Linked DNA regions of Homo sapiens: regions 2, 3 and 4 are each linked to region 1. A link is a loop called in an ENCODE intact Hi-C map of the cell type or tissue named here. Cell type or tissue: PC-9. All regions are shown on one strand. Links, peaks and the distances in the headings refer to the core of each region. The heading gives the core; the rest is flanking DNA.

Region 1 (5,822 bases), core at 284-5,283:
TATATTTCTAGGTCTCAACCTTGTGAACATATGTAAAAGCTGTTTTAATGTCTTTCTCTGCTAATTATAACATCTTCGTCAGTCCTGAGTTGATTTCTATTCATTGATTAGTCTTCTCTTTATGTGTTGTGTTTTCCTTCTCCTTTCCATGGCTGGTGATCTTTGGTGAGATGTCAGACATTGTTAACTTTAACTTGTTGAGTGCTGGATATTTTTGTATTCCTATAAATTTTCTTGAGCATTGTTCTCAGATACAATCAAGTTACTTGGAAACAATTTGATTTTTTTAGGTCTTGCTCTTATGATTTTTCAGGTGGGTCCAGAGCAGCACTCAGTCTAGAGCTAAATATTTCCCAGTGCTGAGATAATGCCTTCCTGAGTACTCTACTCAATGCCCCTGATTTATGAGATTCTTACAGCTGGCTGGTGGGAACAGTCACTGTTCCCAGGCCTGTGTGAGTTCTACACATTATGTCCTTTATTCTTTCAGATGGTTCTTTCCCTGGCTTTAGGTAGTTTTCTTAAACACATTTACGTAATTTTTTTTTAAATTTTTACTTTAAGTTCCAGGATACAGATGCAGAATATGCAGGTATGTTACATAGGTAGACATGTGGCCATGGTGATTTGCTGTACACCCTCAATTCCCTTTGGATACTTGGAAAGCTTTCTCAAGGACAGGTGTAAACAGGCCCAGAATGCAAAGATTGGAATAAATACCTAACTCTTCAATACCCAGACACCAGCAAACATCCACAAGCATCAGAAACATCCAGGAAGCATGACCACACCAAATGGACTAAATAAGAGACTAAGGGCAAATCCCAGAGAGACAGAGACATGTAATCTCTCAGAGATTTCAAAATAGGTGTTTTAAAAGACAATGAAATTCAAGATAACACAGAGAAGAAATTTAGAATCCCGTCAGATAAATGTAACAAAAAGATTGAAATAATTGTTAAAAATCATGTAAAAATCCCAAAGCTAAAAAATACAATTGATAAATGGAAGAAAGCTTCAGATTCTCTCAACAGCAAAGTGGATTAAGTGGAAGAAATAATTAGTGACCATGAAGACAGGCTGCTTAAAAATATACAGGCAGAGGAGACAAAAAAGAATAAAATGGAATGAAACATGCCTGCTTGGCCGGGCGCGGTGGCTCATTCCTGTAATCCCAGGACTTTGGGAGGCTGAGGTGGGTGGATCACGAGGTCAGGAGTTCAAGACCAGCCTGGCCAAGATGGTGAAACCCCGTCCCTACTAAAAATACAAAAATTAGCCAGGTGCAGTGGCAGGCACCTATAATCCCAGCTACTTTGGAGGCTGAGGCAGGAGAATTGCTTGAAACCGGGGGGGTGGAGGTTGTAGTAGGCCGAAATCGCCGCATTGCACTCCAGCCTAGGCGACAGAGTAAGATGCCATCTCAAAAAAAAAAAAAAGGAAAAATGCCCACAAGATCTAGAAAATAGCCCCTAAAGGGCAGATCTAAGAGTAATTGGCCTTAAAAAAGAATTAGAGTGAGAGTCCAGGATACAAAGTTTATTTGAAGAGATAATAACAGAACTTTCCAGACCTAGAGAAAGATATCAATATTCAAGTACAAGAAGGTTATAGAATAACAAGCAGATTTAACCCAAATAATATTACCTCAAGACATTTAATAATCAAACTCCCAGAGGTCAATGCTTTCCTTCAACAGATAGTATTTATTGAGCACTTTTTGTATACCAGGCACTGTTCTGGATACTGAGGATGGAGCAGTGGGCAGTGAACAAAACAAACAAAATCCTTCTTCTCATGGAGCTGATACTTCAGTGGGAAGAGACAGGCAAGAAAAAAAAAAAAGGAAGAGGGAAAGCCGCTAAATGCTAAGTGTCAATAAATGTTAAGTAAAATGGGGGCAGAAAAGCAAAGACAGAAAAGCACCCTACCCCAATGGGGGTAGGGTGGATCTTGGATAAGATAGTCAGCAAAGGCCTCCATGGAAGGCCAAAATAAAAAGTGAGAATTGCTCTAGATTAAAAGAGACCCCTGAAACATGTCAACCAAATGCAAAGCGTAAGTCTTGATTACATTCTGGCCTTAAAAATGCAAACTTAAAAACATTTTTTTTGATGAAAACTTGGAAGATTTGAATATAGATTGCATATTAGATGATGGTGTAAAATTATTAATTTTTCAGGTAAGGAGATGGTATTGTCATTATGCAGAGGGTATCCTTTCAGGAAGTTTATGCTGACAGTTTTTGAATTGTTTTAGTGTCTGTAGTTTACTTTCAGATGGTTCAACACATAGAGGAAGAACTAAAGCAAATGTGGCAAAACATAACAATTGGTAAATATGATGAAGGTGTAAGGGTGTTATTACAGTATTCTTTAAAATTTTATGTATGTTTGAAATGTTTTCAAAATAAAAACTTGGCAGAAAAAAAGATGGAATTTAGGGTTGTTGGAGTCGATCTGAGTTTTCATCACCAGGTGGTGCTAAAGCTTTTCAAATGTAGTTAAATTAACAGCAAACAATCTGTGCTGACAGTTGCATATTAATTTAGGAAAAATTTGGGTGGGAGGAACATAGACTATAAATCAAGCTTTTTAAATTTGCCAATTTTACTCTTGCTTGCATTATTATATTTTACACAATTTGAAGAGGTTCAGCTATACGTTTTCTGGCTGTCAGTTTCCTTCTCTTCGACCTTTCTCATTTCCAGGCCCTTATTTTCTTCTCACAAAAGAGCTACTGTGATAATTCCCAACACCAGATGCCACTGTGATCCACACTGCTCACAGAGTAACCTTCGTGCAGCATTTCTGTCCCCTTCATCAGCTCCCTATTCCCCTCCAAATAGTTTCCACTCCTCAGCAAAGAATTTACAGTTTGATACCAATCTTCTTTTCCCAGTGTATCTATTATTGTTGCCTTGCATTAACCCTACTCAGGAGAAACATTGACTGCTGTCCTTTTTTTTTCAAATAAATGTCATACACTTTCTTGCCACTGACTATTCTGCTTTGTGTGTCTCCATACTCCCAATGCCCTTCTGCCTATTGCCAGTTCAAAATCTGACCTTGCCCATCATTGAAGCCTGAATTAAATATCATTTCCCTCATGACAATTTCCCCAAACACCTTACTCAGAAATATTCCTCTTTCTACAGCACTTTTAAATTTTCTTACCAAACTGATAACATTTTGTATTACATAATAATGTGTGTACACTAAATTATAAACACCTCCAAGGTAGGCAGTTTATGTTTATAGTCTTTGGATTGTGTTTAATATGATGTGGAATTTACTAAAGGTCAGTGGAATTGAATTTCAAGATTATTCAGAAGTAGTTTATAGTAGTGGTAAAAGTACTGACTAATTACCACCAACTGCCAGCCTTACTCTGGTTGTTCATTTCACAGATAAGCAATGAGAGGCCACCATAGTGAGAAACCAACCTGGATAAAGGATGTTCATGGCTTAGCAGCCCCACCTACCAAAAAAAAAAGTTATCAATTTGAAGTAAAATTTCCTTTCAATTTGAGTCTGTCAAAACCCTTAAATTCTTGAATGTCATTTGATCTATATATTCTTCTAGGTAAAAACATGAAAAGAATGATCAAAGATTTGCTTTAAGAATATTTCGTATATGTTACAAAATATGTTTGTAAAAGCTAAAAATTAGAAGCAGCCTAACCAACAATACAAAGTTGGTTAAAGACATTCTAATATATCCATACAATGAATTACTATGGAGCTATTAAAAATGGTGCTCGAGAACAATATTTAGTGGCATAGAAAGAGGCCCCCAGTGTTATTATAGGAAAAAAAATACACCATATTGTTGACATAATGCTTTTTAATAGAAGAAAAGATTTGCATAGAGAAAATACTAAAATTGATGGCAGAGATATATTTCTAGATTTGGAGATTGACCGATTTAAATTTTCTCTCTTGCTATCTTTTTTCCCCCTAAGTTTTAACTCTGAGCACCTATATTAAGCAAACAATAAAAATATTTAGGAGAGAAATTATATTCCTAATGTTATTCCATTGTGTACATTCATTAATGAAGGAAGGAATTTCAGGCTCTAACATTGTTACTTGGGCCTAACATAGAACCAGAGGATAAGAAGGCCAAATGATAACCCAAGAGAAGACAGTATCGGAGGTCAGAAAAGGTAAGAAAGCCAGGTAGAAAAAAATGAGGGTTGAAGAGTGGGGTTACCATGCTCAGGAAAGGAGGGAGGCGGGAATACAAGTAGGAGAGCTGTAAGAATCTAGTAGATACCAAGATTGTAATGAAATAGAAAGGTAACTGCATTTAGAAATCTGGGTCCAATATTTAGTATTATTGTTTATTAGATAGGTACTCTTGAGTAAATCATTTATGTTTTCAAGGGTCAGAAAATACCTTGAAGGTATTTTTATTCCCATGTTACAAGTGAGCAAAGTAGCCCTCAGAAAATATAAATGAGGTCATATATATACATAAGCTAGGGTTTCTCAGCTTTAGCTCTATTGGCATTTTGGGCCAGACATTTTATTGTGGGAGCTGAACAAGCACATTTGTATGGGATAATAAGTGATGATGTCAATTTTAATAAAGAGGAAGTTGCCCAGTGAGAAGGAAAGCAGGTGAGAGACATTTTGTAGTTAAAGAAACTAAAATTTTACCAATTTACATAAAATCTCCCTAAATACTCAGTGTACACATCTCACCAAGGAGTGTTTTCCCCTGGTAGGGGACTTTAGAGAACTCCAATACCTATAGTTGGCAGGCATATATGTCCCAGATCTATATAAGTCAAATCAAGCCACTAGCATATGCATCTTATGTAATAGATTTTAAGCTCAATCTTTTTCAGAATGGGGTCTTTTATATCTTTCCTGTCTATGCTGAGATGAATCCCAAGGGGGCCCAGATATGTATATGAGGATGAGTCATTGTCCCTGATATGGATAAGTGAAAAGGGTAGGGAAAAGGGTTTCTGACCCTGATAGAGCTATTTATGGGTAGGGAGGACTCTAATTCTTGAAATCATGATAGAATGTTAAAGTCTCCCGCATTTGGAGTATATGTTGTTTGCATTAATCCCATTTATTTTTAAAAGAAATATTATTACTTACATAGTTCACCCCAACTTTATTTCAAATTGGGACTATTAATTAAAATAGAAATTTAATTTTATGTTAATTTGAGGGTTACTTTTTTGGAAAAAAAAAGCCTTTCTCATACACAACTTAAACACTTGCATGCTTTTAAAGATAAAACAAGAACAACAAAAAAGTAGAATTTATTATGTAATTCTACCACCCAGATAGACCCAGTATGAATATTTTGGTGTATACCCTTTCAGAGTTCTTAAATTGGGGGTTCTGGATCCAGCCTGTACATTAGGTTCACCTGAAGAGCTTTGAAAATAAGACTATGTCTAGTCTCATCCCAGAACAAATAAACCAGAATACCTGGGGGATGGAGCAGTCCTGGGTAATTTTTTTTTTAACTTCACAGGTGATTTTAATGTACAGACAGGGTTGTGAACCACTCTTAAATGAATGACAGATTAGTGCTGAAGCACTAGGCCAAGCACTGGCTGAAGCAGCTAGGCCAAAATAAAAGATGCTGGTGCCTTCAGCTAAGTGGTACTTTGGCTGTAGTTGGCATTGACAATTAGGAAATGAGAGTGGTAGAGAGGCCACTTGGTATGCAGCAACCCTCAGTGGCCTGGCACTGTCCAAGCCATGCCACTGCTGTCTGCGGTAAGCAGTAATCAATAATTTGGGCAGTAGGAGCTATAGATATTTTGCAAACAGCAGACAGTCAACCACACA
Region 2 (5,822 bases), core at 295-5,294, 200 kb after region 1:
CCTTGTTCTTCTCCACTGCGCTATAGAATAAGATGAAGGATCAAAAGAGAAAGCTGGAATAATCTATCAATGCTCTGTGGCCAGAAGCATTCCTGCTTCTGGTATGGAGCCAAGGCTCATGCCCATTGGTACATACAGCAAAAGGCTTGTGCCCTCATGCATGCTGGCTGACGTCTTCTGTGCAAGCCAGGATTGACAGGGTGTGTCTCTGGCTGCACATGCCTCAGTGAGCTGAACTCTGACTTGCTCCATGGTAGAGGTTCAAGCAAATGCCACAAGAGAAGAGACACAAAGGAGGCCTTGGCAATAGCTCTGACTGGGAGCGTGAGACAGAACCCAGGTCAAAGGCGAGCATCTGTTGGCCACAGATTCTGTGCCCTTGCGCAGAACTCCTTAAATGTTCAGGATAAAAGACTATAGACATAGAGGCCAGATGAGGGATGTGGAAAAGCATACCAACTTTGACTTATCAGTGGAGACACAGAACACATGCAGTGACTTGGTGCTTAGGCTCTGCAGGCCAATCCCCTGGATCTGAAACCCGGTTTTCTTCTCAACCTTTAACAAGTTATTAACCTCTCTAAGACTCAGCTGCATTATCTTTAGACTGGAGATTATTGTGAGGATTAAATGAGACAATTCGTGTAAAGTACTAAACACAGTACCCTGCAACATGGGACCAATTACTTCCCTCCCTGAACCTCAGTTTCTTCTTTGTTAAATGGGGATTATGAGTTTTGCATGAGAGATAATCAATACAGGAAAAGAGATAATGATAGTAGATGAGATAGTGGCTATAAGCAAAGCATCCTGCCTGGTACTTGACATTACTAAAATCACTCAATAATTGTAACCATTGGGTATTATTGTTGCTGGTCTGATACTGATATTTGAAGGACATAATGAGGTTGATGGGATTTGCTGCAAACTGGAACTGAGGCCCTTACTGATTTAAACCAGGGAGGCTGGACCTTGATGTACCATTTAAAAAGCAATCTGCTGCTGGTGACTGCAATTCACCACCCTCTAAATCTTCAGTGGCCACCTGGCAAAGCAAGTGAATTGCTGCAAGCCCGTTAATGAGAAGCAAGCTGGTGTTCGGGAAACCTGTAAAATTACTATCCCATTACCGTGCAGTTAGTGCGCCTTTCATCTGCTGCCCAACTTCCCCAATAGATATGCTCTCTCGGTTTCCTAATTGTCTAGAGGCTTTGATTTATCTGGCAGAGGAAGGAGGCCTGAGATATCTGGGCAAAGTTCTGGGAAGGAGGCTTTAACAAATGTCTGTAAGACCACAAGGTGAGAGTCTGGCCCAGGACAAGGCATGCAGCCAACTGTGGCTAGCAGTATGGCTTCCCACACAGATAAGCAGTATCTGCTGCTAAAGGCAGGTCTTGCCCACAGGCTGGAGGACAGGCCCTGGGTACTAAGGGATGTCTGGGAAAGGATCTGTGAAACATTCTTCCTAGCATTCAGAGCATCAATAGGCAGGTCCTACTCTTCCATACTTGAAATTCCACTTATCTGCTTATTCACTGTGATCTAGTTAATACCTATATTTCACCTCTCAACTACTGACCCATTCATTCATATATTACTCATTCCACAGATATTTATGAGGCACCTACGACATGCTAGAGATACATCAGGGAATAAAAGAGATAAAATCTCCTTGTCCTGATGGAGCTTAAATTCCAGTAGGGACATTCAGGCATGTAAAAGTATATGTAGACTATATTTGAAGGTGCTAAGGGCTGTGTAAAAGTAATAAGGCAGGGCAGGGAAATAGGACATGCTGGAGGGAGGGACTGTGACTTTAAGTAAAGCTGAGAAGGTGCTGAGAAGGTGATATATGGGCAAGACAGGAAGGGGTGACGGCCTTCACCTGCTTTTCTGAAATGACCACACCACCACAAAAAGCAAGGGAAGCCTTTTGTTTGTAAGAGCATTCAGGACTTATCTGCCCTTGCAGTCAACCCCTTTGTGCCTCTAAGCTCTGTGTGCTCACAGGTGGGATGTGGGCCCCCAGGGAATGCTTGGAGAGTGACCACAACTGAGAGGCTTGGGGTCAGAGGTGGCCCGAGCAGGTCCTCACCTCCTCCAGCCGCCGCCTCTGCTCTTTCTGCTCCTCGATGCGCTTCTGACGCTCGGCCAGCAGCTGCCGCTTGTGCTCCTCATTCTCCCGCTGCTGCTGCTCCAGCTGCTGCCTCCGTAGGGCCTCAGAACGCTCCTTGTTGGCCAGCTGCAGCCTCAGAAAGTCCCTCCGCAGCGTCGACTCCCCTGGCAGATTCAGGATGGAGCTGTGGGTAGGAGAGAGTGATCAGGATCCCACGTGGGGCAGGGGCCATGGCTACCAAGAGGCCTTGGAGGAGGAAAGCGGGACAAATGATTCACCCACACACAGGGAAAGAAGAGCACAGGCTCCTAGATCCTCCGCTAATTCAATCATTCACCCCAAAGAAACAGCATCAGGATAAGAGACCTGCCTCCCTTTCAGTACGACTGTGGCCAACAAATGCTGCCTCCATCCATAGAGGGATGTCACATTCTCAGAGTTGTCACCTTCTCCAGGACTGTCCACACCACTCCCTCATCCTTGGGACGTGGCAAAGATTTGTTTTTAAAGACTTTAGCCAGTGTGCAAGCCATGAGCCCCAGACTGGATTATTTTCAATAAAAATGGACAATGGTGGGCAACAAGGGTACTCAGACAAGCACAGATCGGCCTCACCCACACCACCCCCTCACACCAAACCCCATGAGGCAGAGGCCAGGCTGCTCCTGTGAAGCCACGATGAACTAGCGATGGAAAACCCTTGAGTCAAGGTCAACACAGAGCCAGGATCTGAGCCCAAGCCTGCTGAGTCCAAGTCAGGGTTTGCCTGACTGTACCACACTTAAAGGGCTTGGTTTGGCTCTGGCCACAGCAGGTGCAGCTAGGACTTCAACCCAGCTCATTGGTTCCTAGATTCTGTTTAGGTAACAGTTTTGTCTTCTGTAAAATGGTGGTTGTACATGAATGTGTGTGCATACGACAGAGATCGAGAGGACATAAATAAGTTCTACCTACTTCGCTGGTGGTCCTGGGCTGCCCTGCTCGCAGGTGAACAACTAAATGTTACAGACTCCTTGATTCTGCACAGCAGCCTAAGAGGGAGCTAAGAAATGACTTCTGTTTATTCAAACGTAGCCCTTTTAATCTTTCTGGAAGCTTCCATTTGAAATAAATCTATTAAACACATATTTACGGAGCACCTGCTATGTGGCAGTCACTGTAGTAAGCTCTAAGGATACGGCAGTTGCTAGATAAATTCTCCCTTTAAAGTTATCTTCTTATGGGACACACATACAGACAAATAATTTCAGGTATTAATAGGCTCTATAGAAGACTAAAATTGTAATTGTTTCAGTGACAGTGGCTGGGAGCTGAGGTAAGCTTTGAGGCCTTACTTTAGATGGGTGGTCAGAAAGACCTCTCTGGGAAGGAAGCAGTTGATGAAGAAGGAAGAACGTTCCAGGCAGAGGGAAAAGCAGGTTTAGAGGCCTGAGAGGAAAACAGGGGTGCACCCTATTTTTGAGCAACTGAACACCAGCCCGGCTTCCCAGAGCAGAGTGAATGAGAGGGAGAAGGGTATGAGAGGAGGTCAGAGAGATAGGTGCGGGGCCGCGACAGCCATGCAGGCACGGGAAGGTTTTATGCAGAAGAGCAACATGAGCAGATGGGTTTGGCTGCTAAATGGATGACCTAGCGAGGGGTACAGGGGCAAGCACAGCAAGCCGGACTGCTGCTGCAGAGTGGTTCTGGGGTGGGGACACCACCCAGGGCGAGAGCAGAGCGGGTGGAGGAGGGAAGGAGCGTTTGGGGATAGAGGTCACGAAGCCTGTGGACAGATCTGACATGTGGAGTGAGGGATGACTTGCAGGTTCTGTCTTGGTGGCTGGGTGACGGTGGTAACGAGAACAGGAATGAGGAATGCTGAGGGAGGAGCAAGTTTCGTGGCAGTTAACAAGAGGACCAAGGATCGGTTTTGGAGAGTAGTTAGTGTGCTGTGTGAGATACTGCCATGAAAAGACATAAAAAGGCTTTGTTCGTGATGTTCCATAGACAATGCTTGGCGTCTACTCACAAGCCTTCTCTAAAACTTAGAGCCTTTGTGTCAAACTCTAAAACCCCAAACGATGGTGCTTATCTACACAGGCCACTTGCCCTGTGCAGAGGGGAGGGACTTGGGAACCCAGCCTCCCATGCACACGAGGATGCTCCATTAATATTAATTGATATTGAATCAATGTCAGAAGATCTGAGCTGTGTTAGTGACTCAACCATTAACTCTGTGTGTGACCTGGGTGCAACCCTTAGGCTGTCGCCTCATTTCTAAAATGAGATAACCATTGTCCTTTTCTATTTTTCAGGATTTCATGAAGATTAATTAGATACGTCCATAAAAACAGGACTTGGACTTAAAGTATAATAACAACAACAACAGGACTTGGAACATAATCTTCAGCATGATATAATGACATGTTATAATTACGGAAGTGTTAAGGTACGGCTGGGCTGGCTCGTTGAGTGACTCCTAATATGCAGTTTAGCAAGTGTTAGAAAGACAGGGTTTCTCAGTTCTACAGAAAGTGGTCAGAAGGCTGACACAGTAACCTTTTGGGTAAGCTTTTGAACACTGGTGTACAACTTCTCTGAAAGCAGGGCGTTTGGTCCTCTGCCTTTCAGGAATGTTCATTTTCTATGTCACTACTTGGCAGTCATCTTCTTTATGCAGCTAAACCGGGGACGGCCAACATGCTATGTATCAGATGGTAGGAAAGAAGTATTCGGTCTTTGACCTTGAGGAATCCTGTGGCAGGTGAAGAGAGAAAAACTGGATGGCTCTGAAAGCTCAGTTCCATCTTCTTATAGAAGCTTAGCAAGAATCCAGCTCAGTAGGTCTGAGTTAGCATAAAAAAAGAACACATGGTATCTGGCTCATTCTAGCAGTGGTGGCTAAGCTGGCCCCTTTTCTGGTCAGAAAGCTCTCCCTCAGTGGTACAGGAACTGATCCTTCTGGAGCATTAGGGTCCACTCCTTGGATGGCTTGAGGAGGGAGGCCACACCTCAATGAGTCTTCTGCTTGTGCAATTCCCCCCAAGTCTTACTTCACATGTATACTGCATGGCACCATGGGATGTGGGCCTGCCCTCCTTGACTCAACAAGCTGAATTCGCTCACCAAAGAGATATCCTGGCAGTGCAAGCACACTAACCTTAATTACTTATAAACACAGACTAGAAGAAAGTCAGAATCAAAGTCAAGTGGAATTCAAAATGTAGGCATGACAATAAAACAGCCCTGGATTCTGAGGTCCAACAGGTGACAACAGGAATGGCCCAAAAGTATTTGTTTGGAGTTCATCTCTACATATAATTTGATTTTCTGAAAATCACTTTCTCCTGGATTAGGCTGCAATGAAAATACCAAGGCATGTGACAAGGACAGTGGCTACCCGAATGGGCTTCTCAAAGGTGTGAAGTAACGAACTGAATAACGCAAGTCCGAAAATACCACTTAGGTCTCTAGAAAGTTGCAGTTTTAAGTATTTTTAGTCCTGCATTGCCCAGATAATTAGCCTTCTACCCATTCTACGTGTTACATATGTAAGAAAACAAGCTCTTACGATAGAGACCATAAATCTTGGGGGACAAGATAAAGAATATGCTGATTTCCACATTTTCGTAATGGTCTGCCTAGGGAAATTTTCCCAAATTAATGAGTATGTTCATGGGCAATAAATTAAATAAGACCACCCTGGTGGATTCTTAAAAACGAA
Region 3 (5,822 bases), core at 496-5,495, 1.7 Mb after region 1:
ATCTTCCTCCATCCCTTTATTTTGAGCCTATGTGTGTCTCTGCATGTGAGATGGGTCTCCTGAATACAGCACACTGATGGGTCTTGATTTATCTGATTTGCTAGTCTGTGTCTTTTAATTGGGGCATTTAGCCCATTTACATTTAAGGCTAATATTCTTATGTGTGAATTTGATCCTGTCATTATGATATTAGCTGGTTATTTTGCTCGTTAGTTGATGCAGTTTCTTCCTAGCCTCGATGGTCTTTACAATTTGGCATGTTTTTGCAGTGGCTGGTACCAGTTGTTCCTTTCCATGTTTAGTGCTTCCTTCAGGAGCTCTTGTAAGGCAGGCCTACTGGTGACAAAAATCTCTCAGCATTTGCTTGTCTGTAAAGGATTTTATTTCTCCTTCACTTATGAAGCTTAGTTTGGCTGGATATGAAATTCTGGGTTGAAAATTCTTTTCTTTAAGAATGTTGAATATTGGCCCCCACTCTCGTCTGGCTTGTAGAGTTTCTGCAGAGAGATCCACTATTGGTCGGATGGGCTTCCCTTTGTACGTAACCTGACCTTTCTCTCTGGCTGCGCTTGACATTTTTTTCTTCATTTCAACCTTGGTGAATCTGACAATTATGTGTCTTGGGGTTGCTCTTCACGAGGAGTATCTTTGTGGCATTCTCTGTGTTTCCTGAATTTGAATGTTGGCCTGCCCTGCTAGGTTGGGGAAGTTCTCCTGGATAATATCCTGCAGAGTGTTTTCCAACTTGGTTCCATTCTCCCCGTCACTTTCAGGTACACCAATCAAAAGTAGATTTGGTCTTTTCACATAGTCCCATATTTCTTGGAGGCTTTGTTTGTCTCTTTACTCTTTTTTCTCTAAACTTCTCTTCTTGCTTCATTTCATTCATTTGATCTTCAATCACTGACCCCCTTCTTCCACTTGATCGAATCGGCTACTGAAGCTTGTGCATGTGTCACGTAGTTCTCGTGCCATGGTTTTCAGCTCCATCAGGTCATTTAAGGTCTCCTCTATGCTGTTTATTCTAGTTAGCCATTTGTCTAATCTTTTTTCTAGGTTTTTAGCTTCTTTGTGATGGGTTCGAACATCCTCCTTTAGCTGGGAGAAGTTTGTCATTACCGATTTTCTGAAGCCTAATTCTGTCAACTCATCAAAGTCATTCCCCATCCAGCTTTGTTCCGTTGCTGGCGAGGCGCTGTGATCCTTTGGTGTAGATGAGGCACTCTGATTTTTAGAATTTTCAGCTTTTCTGCTCTGGTTTCTCCCCATCTTTGTGATTTTATCTACCTTTGGTCTTTGATGATGGTGACCTACAGATGGGGTTTTGGTGTGGATGTCTTTTTTGTTGATGTTGATGCTATTCCTTTCTGTTTGTTAGTTTTCCTCCTAACAGTCAGGACCCTCAGCTGCAGGTCTGTTGGAGTTCGCTGGAGGTCCACTCCAGACCTTGTTTGCCTGGGTATCACCAGCAGAGGCTGCAGAACAGCAAAGATTGCAGAACAGTAAATGTTGCTGCCTGATCCTTCCTCTGGAAGCTTTGTCTCAGAGGGGCACCTGGCTGTATGAGGTGTCAGTTGGCCCCCACTGGGAGGTGCCTCCCAGTTAGGCTACTGAGGGGTCAGGGACCCACTTGAGGAGGCAGTCTGTCCGTTCTCAGATCTCAAACTCCATGCTGGGACAACCACTACTCTCTTCAAAGCTGTCAGACAGGGATGTTTAAGTCTGCAGAAGTTTCTGCTGCCTTTTGTTCAGCTATGCCCTGCCCCCAGAGGTGGAGTCTACAGAGGCAGGCAGGCCTCGTTGAGCTGTGGTGGGCTCCACCCAGTTCGAGCTTCCTGGCCACTTTGTTTACCTCATCAAGCCTCAGCAATGGTGGACACCCCTCCCCCAGCCTTGCTGCTGCCTCGCAGTTTGATCTTGGACTGCTGTGCTAGCAGTGAGCAAGGCTCCATGGGTGTCGGACCCGCCGAGCCATGCGCGGGATATAATCTCCTGGTCTGCCATTTGCTAAGACCACTGGAAAAGCACAGTATTAGGGTGGGAATGTCCCGATTTTCCAGGTACCATCTGTCACAGCTTCCCTTGGCTAGGAAAGGGAATTCCCCGACCCCTTGTGCTTCCCGGGTGAGGCGATGCCCCACCCTGCTTTGGCTCACACTCCGTGGCTGCACCCACTGTCCAACAAGTCCCAGTGAGATGAACCCAGTGCCTCAGTTGGAAATGCAGAAATCACCCATCTTCTGTGTCACTCATGCTGGGAGCTGTAGACTGGAGCTGCTTCTATTCTTGGAACCCAAGCCATTTCTTTTCTAACAGAAAAACGACTTGAAGGGCCAGTCTGGCAAGCTTTGATATGCAAATGCTGGCTATTAGAAATTGTCCACCCAATATGGCAACTCCTGCCTTCTTCTTCCTGTCCCGGTGTGTGCCACGTGTCATGGCTGCCTCCGGATAACACCATGTGTTCAGAACATCATGGCAACCTGCATTTGCATATTAAAGGGCTAAGGTGGGTGGACCAGGTGTTTTGCAGGCTACATAAATGACACACCTGGTCAAACCAATCCCCTGGGCCCTATGCAAACCAGACACTGCCCCCTGCAGCATCCCAATATAAGCAACCACTTTTCTGCCACACACCAAGTTTCTGTTTGTTCTAATCCCCCCTCCCTCTGTCTCTGTATGGGGGAGCTGTTTTCTTCTTCCTTCCTTCTTGCCTAATAAACTCTCCACTCCTTAAAACCATTACATGTGTGTCTGTGTCATTTTATCTAAACTGGTGCGAGACCAAGGACCCTGGTGTTCCTCCAGTCATCGGAGCCGTATCATTTTGGTGCATTGGCCAGGAATTCATTCATCGGAGCGGTGAGTATGGAGCAAATCTCAATCTCAGATCTGTCCTTTAATCTCAAGGCTGTCTGCCGGCTATCCTGTTGCAAAACCTTCCTTCTTTCCTGGTTTCTCTGTCTGCGATCTCTTACTTTCTGTGTGTTGAATGTGTGGGAATTTTTACAGCCTAGAGAAGTAATCCTGTTAGGCAAGATCAGGAAATGCTGTAGACCTGGGATATAGCTCAGGAAAATGCCATTGCAACCTTCTAGGAACAGAGTTCTCCCCTTTTCCACCTCCAACAGTGAGATTACCGGCTAGTAATCCTCTGGCGAGCCCAAGGTATTTCTAAGCCAACAGCGCCGCCTAGTGGAAATAGAAATCCTCTTCATAGGACATATTGCTGGTCCTTTGCTGTACACTGCAATCTCCTTTCACACCACTAAAAATCAGGCTCTAGGCTACTTGTGTAAACAGGAGAGCTCTGTTTTCAACAGTTAGGAGTAAGATGTCTTCTGTGGCCAAATTTTAGTCTCAATGCGTCCCATCAGCAGGGAAAACGGCCATTCGGTTCCTATGTATTTTTAAGGCACCTACTCTGTCTCCAAGACAGTACTTAATTAGTAAGGGGATTTTAAGTACGGAAGTTAACCAGAACCATTTTTCTAGGAGTAAATGCTTTAGCACGGGGCATAATAGCAGGCAATCTAGCACACTACCTCCATTAAAGGAGCCTTGCTCAAAGACGACACAGTCTCTCTGGAGATACGTTTTTTGGGGAGCCAGGCAGATCACACAGGTTTAGGAAGTCAAAGGGAAATCACAGAAGGTGGATGACCTAAGGTTGCGCAGTAAAGCACGGTTAGTCCCATCACTTAGTTTATCCAGTTCCATGGCTTGGAGGACCATGTCTTCAACCATGGGCGGCATATTTAACTTGGTGGCAGAACCCAGGAACCAGGGAGGGAAAACAGTCGAACACTCCCTGTCTTTTCCTCCACCCTAGGTCATACGGAAAGGAAGGAGACTAAGAGGATGCTTTTATTCTCACTTCTTTTTCTAGATGGGTAACAGATTTTCTTCAGCTTGCACCCCTCTGGAGTGCACTCTACAGCACTGGAACACTTCCTTAACCTAAGGACTTTAAAGAGAAAAGCAACTCATTTTCTTTTATACAAGGGCATGGCATTTTTACTAAACCTTTGCCAAGCACTGTAAGATCAACCCAGCTCTTTTAGCAATCATATTGGGCAGTCCCAGGGAAAACAGTTCCCCAAAAGTTAAAGAAGCAACTTCCAGGGAACCATTTGAGGATCCCCCTTATTTGGGCCCCCTTCAAGTTCCCGTCTCATAACAAAACCTTAGGCAAATAAAAGATGACTTAGGCCAATTTTCTAACAACCATGATTGGTACATAAAAGCTTTCCAAAATTTAACTCAGGTATTTCACCTCACATGCAGGGATGTTACTCTCCTCCTAAACCAGACCCTCACTGCAGTTGAAGAGCAGGTAGCTCTGTAAGCAGCAGATAATTTCAGAGATGAGCAATATATCTCCTATAATACACCAAAAGGGAAGAAAGCAGGTAGGGAAAGTGAAAAAATATCAGAAACACCATTCCCAATAGGGAGGGAAGCAGTTTCAGTAAATAACCCTAACTGGAACACCAATAAGCTCAGGAAACAAATGGAAAAGGAAGCATTTTTTTTTTTTTTTTTTTTTTTTTTGAGAGAGTCTCGCTCTGTTGCCCAGGCTGGAGTGCAATGGCACAATCTCGGCTCACTACAAGCTCCGCCTCCCAGGTTCAAGCGATTCTCCTGCCTCAGCCTCCTGAGTAGCTGGGACTACAGGCACCTGCCACCACACCTGGCTAATTTTTGTATTTTTAGTTTACAAAAGAGTAGTTTCTTCTCTCTCCGACTGGAATATTACCGTGATGACTATAGCTTCAGCCTTCATCAGCAACCGTGAGGAAAAGACAGAGGCCTTGGGTCTAATATCTTTGAGACACTGAATTGACACCAATGCTTTCATTCGACTTCTCATTTTGTGAGAAAAATATTTAAAGAAGTATCTGGAGAAGTCCACTGTTAACGTGTTTTCTGTTACATGCAGGAAAACATAAAACTCTAATTGATACTAGGTAGATATAGAGAATGCACAGACATATATATTTTCCCCCCAGAAGGCAGAGCGTGAGCAAGCTAAATATAGCTAGGTATTAGGTCAGTATGATGAAAAATGTAATGATGGAGCTTTACAAAAACTGAATGGGCTGGCTAAAAACATAGCGACTCCTGTACTAGCCTCTCAAGTAGCTGGGACTACAGGCGCATGCCACCACACCCAGCTAATTTTTGTATTTTTAGTATACAAAAGAGTAGTTTCTTCTCTCTCCAACTGGAATATTACCATTATGGCTATAGCTTCGGCCTTCATCAGCAACCATGAGGAAAAGACAGAGGCCTTGGGTCTAATGTCTTTGAGACACTGAATTAACACCAACGTTTTGATTCAACTTCTCATTTTGTGAGAAAAATATTTAAAGAAATGTTTGGAGAAGTCCACTGTTCGTGTGGGCAGGGCAACACGCCAGCTACACTAAATGAGATCTGCCTAGGAAGCAGTGGAAAAAAATTATGTGAACTCCTAAGGGTTATTCCTTTAAACTCTAAGATGCTATGGCTGAACTTTTTTTAGAGTAATTGTATTTGCCTATTTCATGTTATGAGAGGAATTTGCCCTAAGGAAGTAGAACTATTTTAGCTCAGAATGGTAATATTTCTTCTAAAACTTATTAGGAAACTAGAAGGAATGTTTTGTGGATGTAGTTTTCCTAAAGGTCATGCAGAACTTCCAGGTATTAACAGATTTTGAAAGATGAATAATAGCCATTTTAGTGGTTATTTATTTTTTTGACATGGAGTCACCCAGGCTGGAGGGCAGTGGCACAATCTCGGCTCACTGCAACCTCCGCCTCCTGGGTTCAAGT
Region 4 (5,822 bases), core at 562-5,561, 680 kb after region 1:
GTAAAAACAGAACAAGTGCTTCTATGAGAAGATGCTACATATATATCTAAATGCTAAAAACAGTTACATGAATATCACTTTTGTAATGCTACTAATAGGGACATGATAGTTGTTTTGAGGTAGGTAAATGGAAAAGTTATAAAATTCGTGTTAGATTTCAGAAAGAGAGGCTATTAAAAAAAGAAGGGTCATGAATGAACTTTCCCTCTTACAAAACTGGGTAACAGCAAAGATAAATTTAGAATGCATCAGTAGATAAGAATACTTAGAGAATCACATTGCTCTCAGAGGTGAAAAGGGCAAGCACTTAGCAGAATAATTTACAAATTAAACTATTAGAATGGACTGTCTTTAAATTCAGCAAAACCACTAAAAACGAAAAATATAGTCTCAAATAAAGGACTCTGCTAATGATTTTGTTTCTTAAGACTCTGATAATCACTGATGAATTATAAAATCTGACAAAACCAAAAATTCTATGCTTCATCTGCTTGCTCTATGAGAGTAATAAAGAGTATACTTATGCCTGAGAAATGCTATTATTAAAGATGATGCCAGCAAATAGAGATGTTTTTGCATAATAAAAGGTTATAGTTTTTGTTTCTGAACAAAAGCCAAATGTGTTATTTCATTCAGCTGGTTCGAAGGCAAGAAAATAGTCATAGAAAACAATTACAATTAACAATATTACAAAAATAATATTAGAATGGCGAATGAAATTGATAAAATTCAATTAAACATTATGTCAGAGCCTTAAATACTTGAAAAGCTTTATCATTTTATAAATCAGATAATATTAGAAATGTGCAAATCTTCAGTCCAAGTATATAGGCCAAAGCACAGTTAAAGCTCTCTTGTACTGTAACTAGGCAGAAGCACCCTGGAGGAAACAAACAAACAAAAATCTTTCCTTGAAATCCTGGCAGATAAACAGATACAAGCTTGAAACATCAGTAAGAAAAAAGAGGATTAAAAAAAAATTTCCACTACAATGGTGCACTCGAACTGTGCACAGATCCTCCAGCAGGAGCATCTGGCGAGGGGGCCCAAGCAGGAGGGCATCTAAGTCTCCACCCCCGATTTGACCAAGGCCCTGACCCCTAATCTGCTTTACTTACCAAAGGTTCTATGTAAAGTATCATTCGTCCTCTCCCACCTTTCAGAAGGGTTTGATTAGAAAGGTGAGAAACTACAGGTGGTTCAGAAAAATAAGAGATTTTGGTTAAGTGACCCTGAGAGAAGGTCAGAGGTGCATTTCCATCCCCATCTATGCAGGCTTTCTAGCCTGTGCTCCCCCAACCCACCAGCTAGCACTTTCCAGCCCTTTTCACAATGCTCCACTGGCCAAATCTGAAGCCTCAAGAGGAACCCAAGTGTGCCCTTTTAAATAAATATAAAAACTCAGCTTTTAAAAATATCAAGCACAAAACTTTCCCTAAAATTTTAACAAAGATGTGGTAGAGAAAACAAAATTCCGGGAATTTATTTACTAACAGAGGCTATCATTATCAACCTTGTTGAAGGACTTGCTACCTAAAGAATCATAACCAAACACAAGCAAATCTTACCATTTCAGGCATTTAATTTTTTCTCTATTTACTGCAAAGTACATGTAAAGCTCAATAGCTATTTACCCACTTAAAGATAAGTTTTAATCAACATTATACATATATAGAAATAGACAGTAACTATACAAGAAGGACTAATATTTTAGTTCTTTTATGTTTGCCATGTGTCTTAGGCCAATCATTTATCATTGTAGGCTCCATTTGAATTTTATCAACTAGCAAACGGGCCAAGATTTGAAAGTAAAATAAAGTGTTCATTTGTTCCCCACTCCACCGAATGGATGTGGAGAAACACTGCCATTCCCTTCATCAGCTTACATGATGCATGACCGAAAGCTCAAAATAGACCATTTAGAGTTTTGGCACCTGTAGTTGAAGTGCATGATTGCCTGTAGAGCATTTCCTCCGCCGGTTGAAATGTCTCCTTCGAACCCTGGCAGAAGTGGTATCACGACATATACCCGGTATTTCTGGTTTTCCCTGCAAAGGTCAGATGCAGAGAAATTCACCCAAAAAATAAAAGGTAGTATCAATTTTAGATGACAGCCAAGCAGTTCACATGGTTTTTGAGATTGAGTGAATGGCTTCCTACAACACGTTCTGTCACATTTCAGGACTTGGGAGGGTGTGCTGTTGGACTGGAAGACAGAAGCTGTCATCCAGGCTATCGCTTCATAGCCTGAATAACAAGCTAAACTTGGCAGTAAAGTAGAAATTGTACCCATTGTCTCTCTACAGCATAATCGCTTGTAGGACAAAATGCAGTGTAAGAAATCCTTGCTTGGATCCCATGGAAAGAGGCGGGTAGGGGAGGCTATAACAAAGTTTTGGAAAAAGAACTTAATAGTTAACACAGTACCTAGCTAGAGCCGTGGAAATAGTAGACATTCAGTTAATAATTGTTGAGTAAATCAGTTCTCATAGCCTAGATCGCAGGGGCAAAAAGACACACTGGACCCATTACATTTTCCAAAACAGAAGTCATCATTATCTACTTAGAAACTCTGAGTTTTCAGCTGTAAAATGTTACCCTAGGCCCTTTAAGAATTCTGAGTGGCCGGCCGGGCGTGGTGGCTCATGTCTGTAATCCCAGCACTTTGGGAGTCCGTGGCAGGTGGACCACGAGGTCAAGAAATTGAGACCATCCTGGCTAACACGGTGAAACCCCGTCTCTACTAAATATACAAAAAATTAGCCGGGCGTGGTGGCGGGCGCCTGTAGTCCCAGCTACTCGGGAGGCTGAGGCAGGAGAATGGCGTGAACCCGGGTGGCGGAGCTTGCAGTCAGCAGAGATCGCGCTACTGCACTCCAGCCTGGGTGACAGAGCGAGACTCCATCTCAAAAAAAAAAAAAAAAAAAAAAAGAATTCTGAGTGGCCAGTATGTATATTTAAGTCCCCTGCACATACAACACAATATTTCATGTCCCATTCTCTCAAGTGATTAATGACAACCTTTGAAAGAAAATGAATTCTACTCAATGATATAACAATAGAAGAAGAAAGTGTAGCTTTCTCTCTTTGACGGGCATTCAGAAAATCAGAAATTTGAAGTATGCTCCAAATAGGTACCATTTATTCAGAATCAAAAGCTATTAACGTTCTTGTCTCTATTTATAGGATATACAGGGAGAAGAAAAAGCCTCGAAAGGAATGTGACATACACTGTGATCAATGAATCTCGCTGGGATATCCGGGAGGACTATATTCACACAAAGGTGTTGTCATTGGTTAATTTTCAAGTCCGATCCTACTTAAACTTCTCATTTCTAAAGTGCATTTTCTTCTAAACAACTAAATTTTTCTTTCATGTGAATATTATCAGTACTCTTTGGGGGATCAGATTTTATTACTGATGTCTCTAAAGTCGATGTCAGGGCAAGTGGAAAGAGAAGTTCAGGGCAGAAATGACTACCAACAATGAAATTTGGAGGCCTGTGAGTTTGGCTGCCATGCTAAGAAACAAGGATCTTGAGTAGGTTGTTGTAATGGCATGGATTATTCACTAGATGGCAAACATAGTTTGAGTTGGAAAGAAGACATTAAAAAATGTAAACTGTTCAAGTTTGCTGCTTGGTAAGAATAAAAGGCTCACATCCCTAAATGGTGAGCAGGATAGCGAAAAAGAACAGACAAAAAAAAAAAAAAAGAAAAGAAAACCTAAGCTATTAAGCTATTTCCCCACAGCCAACATTTAAAAGTCAAAAAATTAAACTGGACAGTTAAAAATGGATGTCATTTGGCCTCAACTGCCTTTTCAGAATTCAGGATTATACTGCCTTACAGTATAATCCTCCCATCACCACAGCCCAGTGACAGGAGACTACCACCCTTTGTTCAGAGGTACACCTTCCTACTAATAAAGCTTGGCTCATCAGCCTTCTGGGCCTCCAGTGAATCCCACTTCTTCTAGGTCACCTTATTGGCTATTTCCTCTGCCAAGCCACTTGGCTCTTCCAGTCAGAGTTGTTTTATTCTTGCCTCGGCACTCATAGCACATGGCCAGGATGTCTGTTCTGCACTCTTTCTGCTTTACACGATAGTGATACACACATCTGCTCTCTAGGCTATGTGATAAGCTCCTTTGAAACACAGGATGCCTGCCCACATATCTTTCTGGTTTTGGTAGTACCCAATCAAAGACCCTTGCACATGCTATGCACTCGGTATTATTTGCTTTAGGAGGATGGGATCAGGTTGGAAAAATGTTTCTGGGGAAGTTTCTGGTAGAGAAGAGGTTAAGCTGAACAGGAATTTTTTCCTTTAAATTAAATTACATTTTGTTTGTAAAGTGTATATAATATATTACATACATTTTTTTCTTTAAATAAAATTATATTTTATGTCTTTAAATTAAATTACATTTTATTGTGGTAAAATACATGTAATATAAAATTTGCCATTTTACCCTTTTTTTTTTATTTTGAGATAGAGTTTCGCTCTTGTTGCCCAGGCTGGAGTGCAATGGTGCGATCTCGGCTCACTGCAACCTCCGCCTCCCAGGTTCAAGCAATTCTCCTGCCTCAGCCTCTTGAGTAGCTGGGATTACAGGTGTGCACCACCACGCCCAGGTAATTTTGTACTTTTAGTAGAGACGGGGTTTCTCCATGTTGGTCAGGCTGGTCTCGAACTCCTGACCTCAGGTGATCCGCCTCGGCCTCCCAAAGTGCTGGGCTTACAGGAGTGAGCCACCGCGCCCAGCCCCCATTTTTAAGTGTACAGTTCAGTGGCATCAATTACATATACAATGTTGTACAACTATCATAATGATCTATTCCCAAACCTTTTCAACATCCCAGACAGAAACTCGGTGACTATCCAGTCATAACTACCCTGTTTTTCCCTGCCTGCACCCCTTGGAAACCTCTAATCTGCTTGTCTCTATGAATCTGCTGGTTCTGGATTTTGCATATAATTAGAATCATACAATACTTGTCCTTTATGTCTGACTTGTTTCGCTTAGCATAACATCTTCAAGGTTCACCCATGTTGTAGCATGCGTCAGAATTCCCTCCTTTTTAAGACTGAATAATATTCCATGGTATGTACATATCACATTCATCTGTTAATGGACACTTATGTTGTTTCCACCTTTTGGCTATTGTGAATAATACTGCTATAATACTAGCATACAGTATCTGTGAGTCCCTGTTTTCAGTTCTTTGGGGTTTATATTCAGGAATGGAACTGCTGGGTCATGTGGTCATTCTATGTTTAGCATTTTGAGGAACTACCAAACAGGTTACTTTCAAATGAGTAACATATGCTCATAGTACAAAATGTAAGAGGTAGATGATTATACAGTGAAAAAAAATCTCTCTCACTCCTTCATCCTGAGGGCAACTCCTGTTAACAGTTTCCTCCATGTTCTTTTAGAAATAGTGTAAGAATTTATAAGAATATATGTATTTTTTCCTTCTACACAAATATTAGAATACTATAAACACTTTTCTGAACATGATTTTTATCATTTAACAGGGTATCTTGGAAATCCTTCCACATAAGAACATAGTTACTTTTTTTTTTTTTTTGAGACCCAGTCTCGCTCTGTCGCCTAGGCTGGAGTGCCGTGGTGCGATCTCGGCTCACTGCAAGCTCCACCTCCCAGGTTCATGCCATTCTCCTGCCTCAGCTTCCCGAGTAGCTGGCGCTACAATCGTCTGCCACCACGCCCGGCTAATTTTTTGTATTTTTAGCAGAGACGGGGTTTCACCGTGTTAGCCAGGATGGTCTCGATATCCTGACCTCGTGATCCA

What was found. A loop is a pair of places that touch in the nucleus more often than their neighbours do. Peaks named below come from ENCODE experiments on the same cell type or tissue, not always from the same donor. Only the 100,000 strongest peaks of a DNase experiment are listed, where the experiment ranks them.
Region 2: a loop joins it to region 1, with 4 times the contacts of the local background. A loop is called at or near these places in 16 of 110 quality-filtered maps.
Region 3: it touches region 1 in a loop (20-fold over the local background); 4 of 110 quality-filtered maps call a loop at or near these places.
Region 4: a loop joins it to region 1, with 4 times the contacts of the local background. A loop is called at or near these places in 4 of 110 quality-filtered maps.

What each region holds. Positions count from the first base shown.
Region 1 is chr3:170,959,255-170,965,076 of GRCh38, forward strand. No RefSeq gene overlaps it. Among named protein-coding and RNA genes, the nearest start is that of EIF5A2, 54 kb to the left of the region's middle. In PC-9, for the core only: CTCF peaks have their summits at 2,497 (motif pointing right) and 2,712 (motif pointing right); DNase peaks (open chromatin) are centred at 2,577 and 2,917; H3K27ac peaks cover 761 bases.
Region 2 is chr3:171,155,365-171,161,186 of GRCh38, forward strand. It overlaps TNIK (TRAF2 and NCK interacting kinase), which reads right to left. Exons shown (of 33, transcript NM_015028.4): 12 at 2,096-2,300. It overlaps LOC105374216 (a long non-coding RNA gene), which reads left to right. Exons shown (of 5, transcript XR_007096163.1): 5 at 4,414-5,798. Among named protein-coding and RNA genes, the nearest start is that of MIR569, 52 kb to the left of the region's middle. RefSeq lists a silencer at 2,056-2,350 and an enhancer at 3,776-4,070. In PC-9, for the core only: a CTCF peak has its summit at 2,178; a DNase peak (open chromatin) is centred at 1,537; H3K4me3 peaks cover 1,142 bases; H3K27ac peaks cover 3,682 bases.
Region 3 is chr3:172,663,818-172,669,639 of GRCh38, forward strand. The region is part of intron 1 of NCEH1 (neutral cholesterol ester hydrolase 1); the gene reads right to left. LOC124909457 (a long non-coding RNA gene) reads left to right here and starts at 2,642. Exons shown (of 2, transcript XR_007096170.1): 1 at 2,642-2,865. In PC-9, for the core only: a CTCF peak has its summit at 3,178 (motif pointing left); a DNase peak (open chromatin) is centred at 3,194.
Region 4 is chr3:171,642,976-171,648,797 of GRCh38, forward strand. It overlaps PLD1 (phospholipase D1), which reads right to left. Exons shown (of 27, transcript NM_002662.5): 22 at 1,935-2,048. Among named protein-coding and RNA genes, the nearest start is that of PLD1, 160 kb to the right of the region's middle. In PC-9, for the core only: CTCF peaks have their summits at 3,553 and 3,752; a DNase peak (open chromatin) is centred at 3,576.